2 separate regions of the Homo sapiens genome follow, and region 2 is linked to region 1. A link is a loop called in an ENCODE intact Hi-C map of the cell type or tissue named here. Cell type or tissue: heart right ventricle. All regions are shown on one strand. Each heading gives the region's core, and the rest is flanking DNA. Links, peaks and the distances in the headings are about the cores only. Region 1 overlaps SYN3 (synapsin III). Region 2 holds the start of RTCB (RNA 2',3'-cyclic phosphate and 5'-OH ligase).

Evidence for each region. A loop is a pair of places that touch in the nucleus more often than their neighbours do. Peaks named below come from ENCODE experiments on the same cell type or tissue, not always from the same donor. Only the 100,000 strongest peaks of a DNase experiment are listed, where the experiment ranks them.
Region 2: it touches region 1 in a loop (4-fold over the local background); 5 of 110 quality-filtered maps call a loop at or near these places.

The regions. Positions count from the first base shown.
Region 1 is chr22:32,997,864-33,003,241 of GRCh38, forward strand. The region is part of intron 2 of SYN3 (synapsin III); the gene reads right to left. Among named protein-coding and RNA genes, the nearest start is that of SYN3, 58 kb to the right of the region's middle. In heart right ventricle, for the core only: CTCF peaks have their summits at 3,020 (motif pointing left) and 3,223; a DNase peak (open chromatin) is centred at 3,008.
Region 2 is chr22:32,410,838-32,416,215 of GRCh38, forward strand. RTCB (RNA 2',3'-cyclic phosphate and 5'-OH ligase) reads right to left here and starts at 1,410. Exons shown (of 12, transcript NM_014306.5): 1 at 1,227-1,410. The coding sequence starts at 1,319. BPIFC (BPI fold containing family C) reads right to left here. Exons shown (of 17, transcript NM_174932.3): 16 at 5,078-5,154; 17 at 3,008-3,588. The coding sequence ends at 3,466. RefSeq lists an enhancer at 1,380-1,559. In heart right ventricle, for the core only: a CTCF peak has its summit at 3,098; a DNase peak (open chromatin) is centred at 1,444; H3K4me3 peaks cover 2,115 bases; H3K27ac peaks cover 1,489 bases.

The DNA of each region.
Region 1 (5,378 bases), core at 321-5,320:
AAAAAATACAAAAATTAGCTGGGCATGGTGGTGGGCGCCTGTAGTCCCAGCTACTCAGGAGGCTGAGGCAGGAGAAGGGCGTGAACCCGGGAGACGGAGCTTGCAGTGAGCTGAGATTGAACCACTGCACTCCAGCCTGGGTGACAGAGCGAGACTCCATCTCAAAAAAAAAAAAAAAAAGAATGCCACCAATGTCATTCCTCAGTTTGATTGTCACACCCCCAACCTTGTCATTGCCAATAACGCACCACCTCCCAAATTCCTCATTCAGTCAACAGGCATTTCCTACGTACCTATTATCTGCCCTGTTCTAGGCATGGGCAAATACAGACACCATGTAGAAGTGGGTGGGCAGATAGGTGATGATCATACAGCGTAATAACTCTTGGAAAATCTAGAAATGCACAAGGTGCTTACCAATGGGTGTCATTAATCCTTGTTTGGTAGGAAGGTGTAGTCTGATATTCTCTCCACCAGATGGATGGTAGCTGAGGAGGGTTTCAGAGGGTTTCAAACCAAGGACACCCTTTTAATTTCTTACCCAACAAATAAAAGAAAAAAGAAACCATTGGGAAGGGTGGGCAATAACAGCAAAGATAGCAATAGATCATTGCGGAAATGGAAGAGCAGATTTTCTGAGAAAAAGGCTACCAGCAGAGTAAGAGGACAGGAGAGCCAGGGCTCCAGAGGCCACCCAGGGAGGACCGCAGTGACCTGGGGAGGAACAGCTTCTATTCGCTGCTCCCCCAACAGCCCTCCTCCCCATTCTATCCAGGCTCCAGAGACCTTGTAGGATAAACTGAGGGCAGGGAGGTACACCAACTCCACCTGTCTTTTTTATTTTTTGGGTCATGTTAAAGGTTTTGATTTTGAAAATCAAACCTGGGATTCTGGTACATTCTATAGAAATAGTAAAAAAAAAAAAAAAAAAAAAAACAAAAGTCCCTCCATCCTCCTTTTTAAAAACAATTTCAAATAGCAGCCTTACAGTGACTCTGGCATCCTGGTAAGTAAAGAGCCAAGATTTTATACAGAAGTGAATAAAAATAGAAACTCCTCCACCGTGTGTTCTGTGTTCCTGAACCCTAAGGTGAGGTGAGCTTCAGACTCCACTATGCCCAGTACAAGTTATCCTGCTTGGACTAAGGTAGGGCAATGACATATGCTAACTGAACAGTTACTGTGTGTTGAGCTCCAGGGACATTAGGAAGAGTAAGAGACAGGCCTTGTTCTTGCAGAAGAGACGATTATAATACAGATACAGTGTGGTATGTGCGCCTGCATGATGCGCCAGCATGATGAAGTGTGTTTTAAGTTACACAAGGGAGGTCGATATTAACACTGCAGGGTGGGGTGTGTCAGGGAAGAATTCTCAGAAGAGGGGACACCTGAGCAGGATTTCAAACATGAATGGAAACTTGCCAGGTGTACAAGATAGGGAAGGGTATTCCAGGTAACAGGGAACAGAATGTACTAAGGCGGAAAGGTGTGTTTGAGAACTACAAGTGGCTTACTCTTCCTGCAGAATAAACAGGACAGGGCCAGTCACGGTGGCTCACGCCTATAATCCCAGCACTCCGGGAGGCCGAGGCAGGCAGATCACTTGAGGTCAGGAGTTCGAGATCAACCTGGCCAACAAGATGAAACCGTCTCTACTAAAAATACAAAAATTAGCTGGGCGTGGTGGCCTGTGCCTGCAATCCCAGACCCCCAGGAGGCTGGGGCATGAAAATCACTTAAACCTCGGAGGTGGAGGTTGCAGTGAGCTGAGATTGCGCCATTCCACTCCAGCCTAGGCAACACAATGAGACTCTGTCTCTAAAAAACAAAAACAAAACAAAACAAAAACAAACAATAAAAGCACAGGAAGCAGAGCTGGAGGCAGAACTAGAGGGAGGGCAGGGCAGGCATGCTTATGACTTTGAGGGCAACGATTCCCCCACCACAGGATTATATTAATAAAACGAGATGCATGGGGAGGGGGCAGGCAGGAGCAAAGTGAAACTGGTCAGATTTGTGTTTCAGAAAGATGACCCTTGGGTAGTCCCATGGAAGGTAACCAGAAGGTGAACTCAAGATGGGAGGTTTCAGACCAGTGAAGCTGCTGGAAAATTCTAGGCAAGATAAGCAGTGGAGTGGCAGTGGGGCTGAAGAGAACTGAGTTTGATATCAATTAATTATAATTCTCCTTTCCCTTGTGGTTCTCAAATCTACAGATGAGGCTGGGCACGGTGGCTCACACCTGTAATCTCAGCACTTTGGGAAGCCGAAGTGGGAGGATCGCTTCAGCCCAGGAGTTCAAGACAAGCCTAGGCAACACAGTGAAACCCCACCTCATTTAAAAACAAACAAACTGCTGATTGTCCCCCACCATCCCAGAGGAGAGCATCACCTTTAGTTCAGACCTATCCGGAGCCAGGCCTTACATCCTTGCCTAGCCAGGCTGGTCTCCTCAGGCACCCCCAACAGGAGAGAGTATCTTTAAATGCCTGGCCATGAGTTCTCCCAGCAAAGACGGCTTTGAGACCCTCTATTTCTCCTGAAGATGAAAGGTCTCTCTCCAGGTCACTGGCCAGGTTTTGGATCGTCCTCAAGGGACCCAGGCTGACTCAGAGTCTACAAGCTGGACACATCAGGCAGGGAAGAGTGGTATCCTGCAATTACCCCACCTGTCCACAACAAAACCTGATTCTACTGGAAGGCCCTGGACCAGGAATGGGAAGACAGAGAAACGTCTGTCTTCCTGAGAAGGGCTGAGAAGGGTAGAAAAGGGGGCAGCATCATCGTCCCCGTTGGGGTTGGGGTGGGTTCACTGTCTGTCCAGACTGCAGCTCCTCTCCCCTTCATTATCATCTGAAAGGGGAAAGAAGGGGGCCCTGTGAGCTGGCTTCTTCCCTTTAACCACTTCCTCCCCTGGGAGACAGCTCACACAGTGCAGGAGGGGCTGGGGAGGGGGCTGGCCCAGAGGCACCAGACTCTGCAGAACCACCCAGGCATTGTGGGGCTGCCCTGCCACCTGCTGGCCGCTCCTGGTGGCAGGGGACAGGCATTTTTCCGGGATTCTTCAGGACAGGACCGAGACTCTAAGGCAGTCAGCATCAATTTGGAGAAAGCCGGGAAAGTGTTGCGATTCAGAGAGGTTAGGAAGTTCGTGAAGAATCTAGGATGGAGTTCTGTGGGAGAAGCTGTATGTTGGTGGTAGGAAGTCTCTGTCACAAACATCTAATAATTGCAGGGCCAACTGCCAGATGAGTTAATGAGTCTTAGTTTCTTACTTCTCCCCTTTTTCACCCACTGAGGGGCAAGAACACCATAAACAAAGACTGTTGAGTCCCAATTAAAGTGTGGCCATAGGACGAATGATTGAAATATATTGGGAAAAACTCCTCTGGCCAAAGCTGTGTCCCTACCCTTGCACACAGCCTAAAATTCACACACTGGTCCTTCCTGTGGAATAGAGAGACTGAACATCAAATTCAAAATTTAAATGTTATGTCTGAGGCCACTCATTGCATTTCAACCTCATTCACTGTTCCCCTACCCTACTGTATACCACATGGACACTGGAGGGACAGATATTAATAAGACCCAACTTTATCACCCAGGACCTACAGGGAAGAGTGACCAACGGACCAATGGGTTAAATAAATAGCACAATGGGATAAATCCTAATCCAGACTGCCCTGTATATTTGGCATGAAGAAATTAAACAGGCATGCCTACAAGGGGCTACTGTTAAGATGATTAATGTTACACAGGAAGGATCACAATAGTCAGCAATAATAATATACACTTATGCAGTACTTACTGTCTACCAGGCACATCCCATGCACTGTTATACTAACTCAGATCTTAACCCTACTTACATACATTAACTCTATGACATAGGTACTATCATTATTCCCATTTAGGTGCAGTAATTTACAAAGGTCATTAGTCACTTCAGGGTAGAGATGGAATTTCAACCCAGATAGCCTAGCTCTGATGTCTGTATTCTTAACATTGCACCATACTGCCATTTATTAAGTTCAACCTCCATGCAAAGACGTAACTTCCCTGACAAACAGCTGAGCCAGGGATAACACAGCTAGCAGAGAACACTCAAAATCAAGGTCAAATGTTGGGATGAAGAGAGAGAGAAAACTTCAAGGGCCATGCAGGCATTTTGACTACCAGGCAGATGGGCATTGTTCAGGGCAGAGGGCCTAAAAGAAACACCCCGGCAGACATCAACCACTAAGCTCAGAGCCTAATAGTGATGCTTTACATAAACACATAAGCAGAGACAAACAAAGTTTCATGATAAATACCCTTAAGCAAGCAGCAACACCTAAGATGATTCACACTGGATCGGAAGACAGGTGATTCACATGACCAATCTGGTTAAGAAGAGGCAATTTCTGAGCAGGAAGCAGTAAAGTCAGACTGATGGTCTGAATCTGCTGAACATACTTTAATGTTGACTTTACATAGAGTATGCATTAAAAACTATAAATAGCACCAGGTGCGGTGGCTCACACCTGTAATCTCAGCATTTTGGGAGGCCGAGGTGGGCAGATCATGAGGTCAGGAGATCGAGACCCTCCTGGCTAACATGGTGAAACCCTGTCTACAGTAAAAATACAAAAAAATTACCCGGGCGTGGTGGCGCCTGCCTGTAGTCCCAGCTACTTGGGAGGCTGAGGCAAAAGAATCACTTGAACCTGGGAGGTGGAGGTTGCAGTAAGCTGAGATCGTGCCACTGCACTACAGCCTGGGCAAGAGAGCAAGACTCCATCTCAAAAAAACAAAACAAAACAAAAAAAACTATAAATAGCAAAGCATAGATTTAATCATTCCCAAACTAAGTTAATGTCTCAAGGAGTGAATGAGTGTATATACATGCACATTGGACTAACAGAGCATCTGGCACATTTAATGAATGGGATGCATTCATTTATTCAGTTAATACATAGTTACTTGGTGCCTACTGATACGGTTTGACTGTGTACTCACCCAAATCTTATCTTAAACTGTAGTTCCCATAATCTCTATGTGTTGTGGGAGGGATTCAGTGGGAAGTAATTGAACCATGGGGGCAGTTACCCCCATGCTGCTGCTCTTGTGGTAGCGAGTTCTCACAAGAGCTGATGGTTTTATAATGTGCTTCCCCCTTCACTTGGCACTCATTCATTCTCTCTCCTGCCACCCTGTGAAGAGGTGGCTTCTGCCATGATTGTAAGTTTCCTGAGGCCTCCCCAGCCATGTGGAACTGTGAGTCAATTAAACCCGTTTTCCTTTATAAATTACCCAGTCTCAGGTAGTTCTTTATAGCAGTGTGAGAATGGACTAATATAGTAAATTGGTACCCCAGAGAGTGGGATGCTTCTGTAAAGATA
Region 2 (5,378 bases), core at 1-5,000, 590 kb before region 1:
CCTGAGTAGCTGTGGTGCACACCACCCCGCCTGGCTAATTAAATTTTTTTTGTAGAGACAGGGTCCCACTATATTGCCCAGGCAGGTCTCCAAAGTCCTAGGCACAAAGGATCTTCCCGCCTTGGCCTCCCAAAGCGTTGGGATTACAGGCCATGAACCACTGCGCTCTCCCTATGTTAGATTTTCTATTCCTTCCTTCAGGGTAACGGTTTCCACACAAAGAAAGTGGCCAAACAGCAAACAGAACACAGATTTATCCCCGTGCGCTTTTTCTTCCCTCAGTGTAAGTGACTTGCCAACAAGGGAAACTCAGTAAGCTTTGATTCTGAATAAAAGAATGGAGTGACTATTGGGAGCTGTTTACCAAGACGTGAGACGAGACGGTAAACCTTTGAAGCATTTACTTGGCACCTTCAGGGATTTCAAAAACTATTTAAAAATACGTTGCAAAACTTCATAAACGTTTTCTTTTTTCACATTAATAAAAATATGAGCACAGATGGTGATGAAGGCCGAGAGATACAGAGCCCAGGCTTTCAAACTATCTGATGATCCTGAGCCCTCAAGTCTCCATCTGGGACGTCAAAGAAGTAAACCGGACATCAAGTCCTGGCTGAGCTTCTTCCTAGGTGGGTAGAGGAAGCTATGTCACCGACAGATCCTCGAGGTCCTTCTGTGAAGTGAATATTAAAATCAAACAGGCCCTGCCCTGCGCTACTGCAAGAAATGACATCGCTTTATTAAAAACCAACATGCGATACTGAATGCTGAAAACCTGGTTTAGTGAACAAAGGTTTGTAAACGTTATTTAAATAACCAGCATGACTCAGAGGAGGTGAATTCCAGTCCCAGCAAATGAACCTGGGGCTGGCTGTTCCACCCTGGAAAAGATCACTGAAGTTTCTGTGAACGTAAAACAGCTCACGATACGTTTATGAGACTGATCTGTGAAAACGCTTTGGAAACCCCAATTTCGTATTTATTTAGATTCCCATATCCACCGCACTTAGCTTGTCCTCGTGGTTCGGGGACCTCTCCTGGCGGGAGGTGGTGCCGGAACAGGTTGGGCGGCCCCAGAACCGTGAGGGGAGAAGGACGGGATGAGGGAAACTCTGCAAGGGGCCGGGGCGGACCCAGTGGTCAGGGGAGGTCCAGAGGGCGCAGTGGACGCCGGCCGGGCCGGGGACGGAGCACGGAAGGCCCCGCCATTTGCTCTCCTGCCTTACCTGCATGTTGGGCACGAAGCCCTTCTTGATCCTCCAGCAGTTTTTATTGATCTTCTCCAAGAACTGCAGCTCATCATTATAGCTGCGACTCATGGTGGCGAAAACTGTAGCAAAAACTCCCGGCTCCGCTTTGAAGAGCCGCTGCCGCGTAGTCCGGCTTCTCAGAGCACCGCCTTCCAAGAACCAAAGCGCAGGCGCGACCAGCGCCGCAGCAGATGAGCAACGGCAAGCGCCGAGGCTCAAAATTCTTCAGGCCAATGTCTTTCCTCTGGTTAAGTTGTACTGTCCTGTAGTGTATAACTTTAGGATCTTTATTAGTCGATTTCCTCTAAACTACAGCTAAGCGAAATCCAGAAGTTTAAAGTATAATCTAGTTATCTTTTGTTTTGGAAATGCTTTTCAGCAGCTTATGAAAACACCTTGAGTCTGGGTCAGGTTCGGTGCATTGGCTTGGAGTTTACACCCTCAGCTGGGAGGGGAAAAAGATAACGCCAGCAGCTGAGAAAGAAAAACCTGTTTGAGTAAATACCATAGCTGAACATTTATGTTTCAGAATGAATCTGGATATACACCAAATAACTTTTTTGGTCAGAAAGGAGCATCCCAAAGAATGAAGCATGGCAGCTTATCATTTATTCTGACAAACACTTGTGGGTGCATCTATTGTGGCCAGACATATACTACAAAATGATCAAATCACAGCCCTTATGGATCGCCAAAACTCCCCAGTCTAGCCGCATTTGATGATCAAGACCTCTTTAATCATGCTTTTATACGCCGTGTCTCTTGTTCATAGTGGTAAGTGAGCTTTAAGTGATTTCAGTTTCCAGTTCGGCCTCATGTCAACAACTGCAACTTTGGGATTAGAAAGACGCAAGATTCAATTTCTATCTGTGCCATTTACTGACTTGGTGTGATTAACCCCTCTTATCTCTGTTTCGTCATCTCTAAAATGGGATCATAATTCTTTCTTGAGTAGAAGGCTAAATGAAGTGACACTGGAGGGGTAATCAGCACGGGGCTTGGCACACGGCAAGCACTCTATAAACAGCTCTCCTCTTTCCATTCCCCCACTAGACTGTAAGTGCTGCAAAAAACAGTATGTAGTTTCCATTCATTTGTTGCATTATCTACACTGGTTCCGCTTTTCTTCTCTTCTGCCCCAATTTCTCCCCATTGATTAGGTGCTCTGACACATTAATATCATTCTCAGTTATGAATTGTCTGAGTTTAGTACTCTGCACTGCCATTTCATTGAATCTGTGGTGGGTGAAAAATCCCAAAGCTTGAAGTGATACAACTTTTAGAGTTTCCTGTGGTTACCCTGTTCCTTCTTGGAAAGATTTCAGAGGTAAAGAATTCTCTTTTAAAATCAAGCCTTGATGTCTGTGCAACCTTAGGTCTCTTCCCTTTTCTATGTCTTATTTTATTTTATTATTTTTTTGAGTTGGAGTCTTGCTCTGTCGCCAGGCTGGAGTGCAGTGGTGCCATCTCGGCTCACTGCAACCTCCGCCTCCCAGGTTCAAGCGATTCTCCTGCCTCAGCCTCCCAAGCAGCTGGGACTACAGGTGCGTGCCACCACTCCCAGTTAATTTTTGTATTTTTAGTAGAGACTGGGTTTCACCATGTTGGCCAGGATAGTCTCGACCTCTTGACCTCATGATCCGCCCACCTTGGCCTCCTAAAGTGCTGGGATTACAGGCATGGCCTACTGTGGCTGGCCTCTTATTTTATTTTTTAAAAATTCAGGGCAGGCCATTTCTCAAATAAAAAAACCAAGATTGAAGTTGATAGAAAACAATTTTAATTAAACACAGAAGATAGTAACAGTGAATATAAAACATGAAAACCAATATGCAGGTAGGGGAAAACCACTAGAGGGCCTAAGGGATTTCCACTGAGAATGACCAATACAAATACAGACTTAGAGTTGCTTACCCACCTGGTCAGAAGTACATGCCTAGCTCTTGTCCTAGAATCTTTCTTGCCCCAAACAAACAAACAAACATAAACACAGACACACGCAGCATGCATACACTCACATTCAGACACCTCTATTTATCCCTTTAACAGAGTCTGCCTTATTCTGGGTTCCTGAAGGCTTAAGAAAGAAAACTTTCTGCCTAAGCAATTCACAAGGGCTTTACAATTCCAGTGTGTACTGTCTTTCCCTTCTGGGTTTACAGTAGTTGTAGGATTAAGGACCATTTACTTCCTGGGGTGAATTGCAAACCGGCAATCAAGGGGCTGACTTCCCCCTCCACTGTCTGCTTATCAGGTTCAGACCTTCCCATACGTGGAAACTTGGCTGCTGCTTTGAGGATGTTTCATACTTCAGGTCGGTGGAAATCAAAAGGAAACCCTGGAAAGGATGTGACAATGAAGATAACGTCAAAACTTGGGCATGTCTGGGTTTGTCTGAGGCGTGAGGAAGAGATGGCTTCTTTTTTTTATTATTTTAATTTTGAGATGGAGTCTCAAAGGCTGTCGCCCAGGCTGGAGTGTGGTGGTGCGATCTTGGCTCACTGCAAGCTCCGTCCCTCGGTTTCAAGTGATTCTCGTGCCTCAGTCTCCCAAGCAGCTGGGACTACAGGTGTGTGCCACCACACCCGGCTAATTTTTGTATTTTTAGTAGAGACAGGGTTTCACCATTTTGGCCAGGCTGGTCTCGAACTCCTGACCACCTCAGCCTCCCAAAGTGCTAGGATTACAAGCATGAGCCACCATGCCCAGCTGAGAGATGGTTTCTTTACCAGGTCCTACAGAGAGTCAGGCCCTCCTCTACCCTGGCCCTACTTTGTGAATGCCCCAGAGAAAGGAAAGGCCATTTTGGAGTACTGTCACCCGATGTGACTTAGCCATTGTAGAAGCAGTGGGGGAGAAGCAGGGAAGTGGGAGAGCATGCACGGTAGTGTAGGGCAGCGGTCCCCAGCCTTTTTGGCATTAGCGACTGGTTTCATGGAAGACAATTTTTCCACTGACTGGGATTGGGGGATGGTTTCGGGATGAAACTGTTCCACCTCAGATCATCAGGCATTAGTTAGATTCTCATAAGGAGCGTGCAACCTAAATCCCTTGCACAGGCAGTTCACAATAGGGTTTGTGCTCCTATGAGAATCTAATGTTGCTGCTGATCTGGTAGGAGGTGGAGCTCAGGCAGTAATGTTCACTCCTCGGCCGCTCACCTCCAGCTGTGCAACCAGGTTCCTAACAGGCCACAGACCGGGACAGGTCCTGGGCCTGGGTGTTGGGGACCCCTGGACTGTACAGGATTGGAGAATTTCTTTAGAAACATATTTCCACCTCCCCAAACAAACAACAATGCCAAAAAGAAAGAAAGAAAAAAAGGTATTCTGAAGTGAATGCATAATGATGAGCCGGAAAACGATTCGATCCCTGAACTCAAAGGTGTGTGCCTTTGGTTCAGGGGAAAGTCTTCTGACTGGGAGAATCAGAAGAGCCAGTCCTGTCCCAGCCATGCTCCTTTCCAGCTGCCTGAGCCACTTCTCTCTGAGTCCTCCTTTCCTCATCTGTAAAATGGGACTAATAATTCCAGCCTTACAGATTGTCTTGTGGAATAAGTAAAATAAAGCGTGCTAAGGGGCATCTTCTTATACTGTGGATTTGGCTGCTAAGTGAAATTGATCTTGGTCTGATTTTTAGACTCAACTCTAAATATTTTCTGTTAATTGTGATTTAAGAACTAAACATGTTTATAAGATTCCCTGGTCTGGGAAAAAGCAAAGCAGGACAAAAACAAACAACAACAACAAAAACAAGCAAAACAGGAGGAGGCTTAGTCTACTATAAAAAGAAATGGGTCAGTTAAGAGGTGAGATTTGCATTCTTACCTCAAGAACTTCAATATCTGAATTGACGAATAAGAATTTGTGTGGATTGGACAGAGGAAATCCTTGCTGCAATTTTGCTAAAATATAGAACAAGACGTAAAACAATTGGGCACAAGCACAGAGGTTTTAGCAAGCTTTTTAGTAAGAGACTGACTGACAGCTTGCTTTTTTTTTTTTTTTTTGAGATGGAGTTTTGCTCTTGTTGCCCAGGCTGGAATGTAATGGTGTGATCTTGGCTCACTGCAACCTCCACCTCCCAGGTACAGGTGATTCTCCTGCCTCAGCCTCCCGAGTAGCTGAG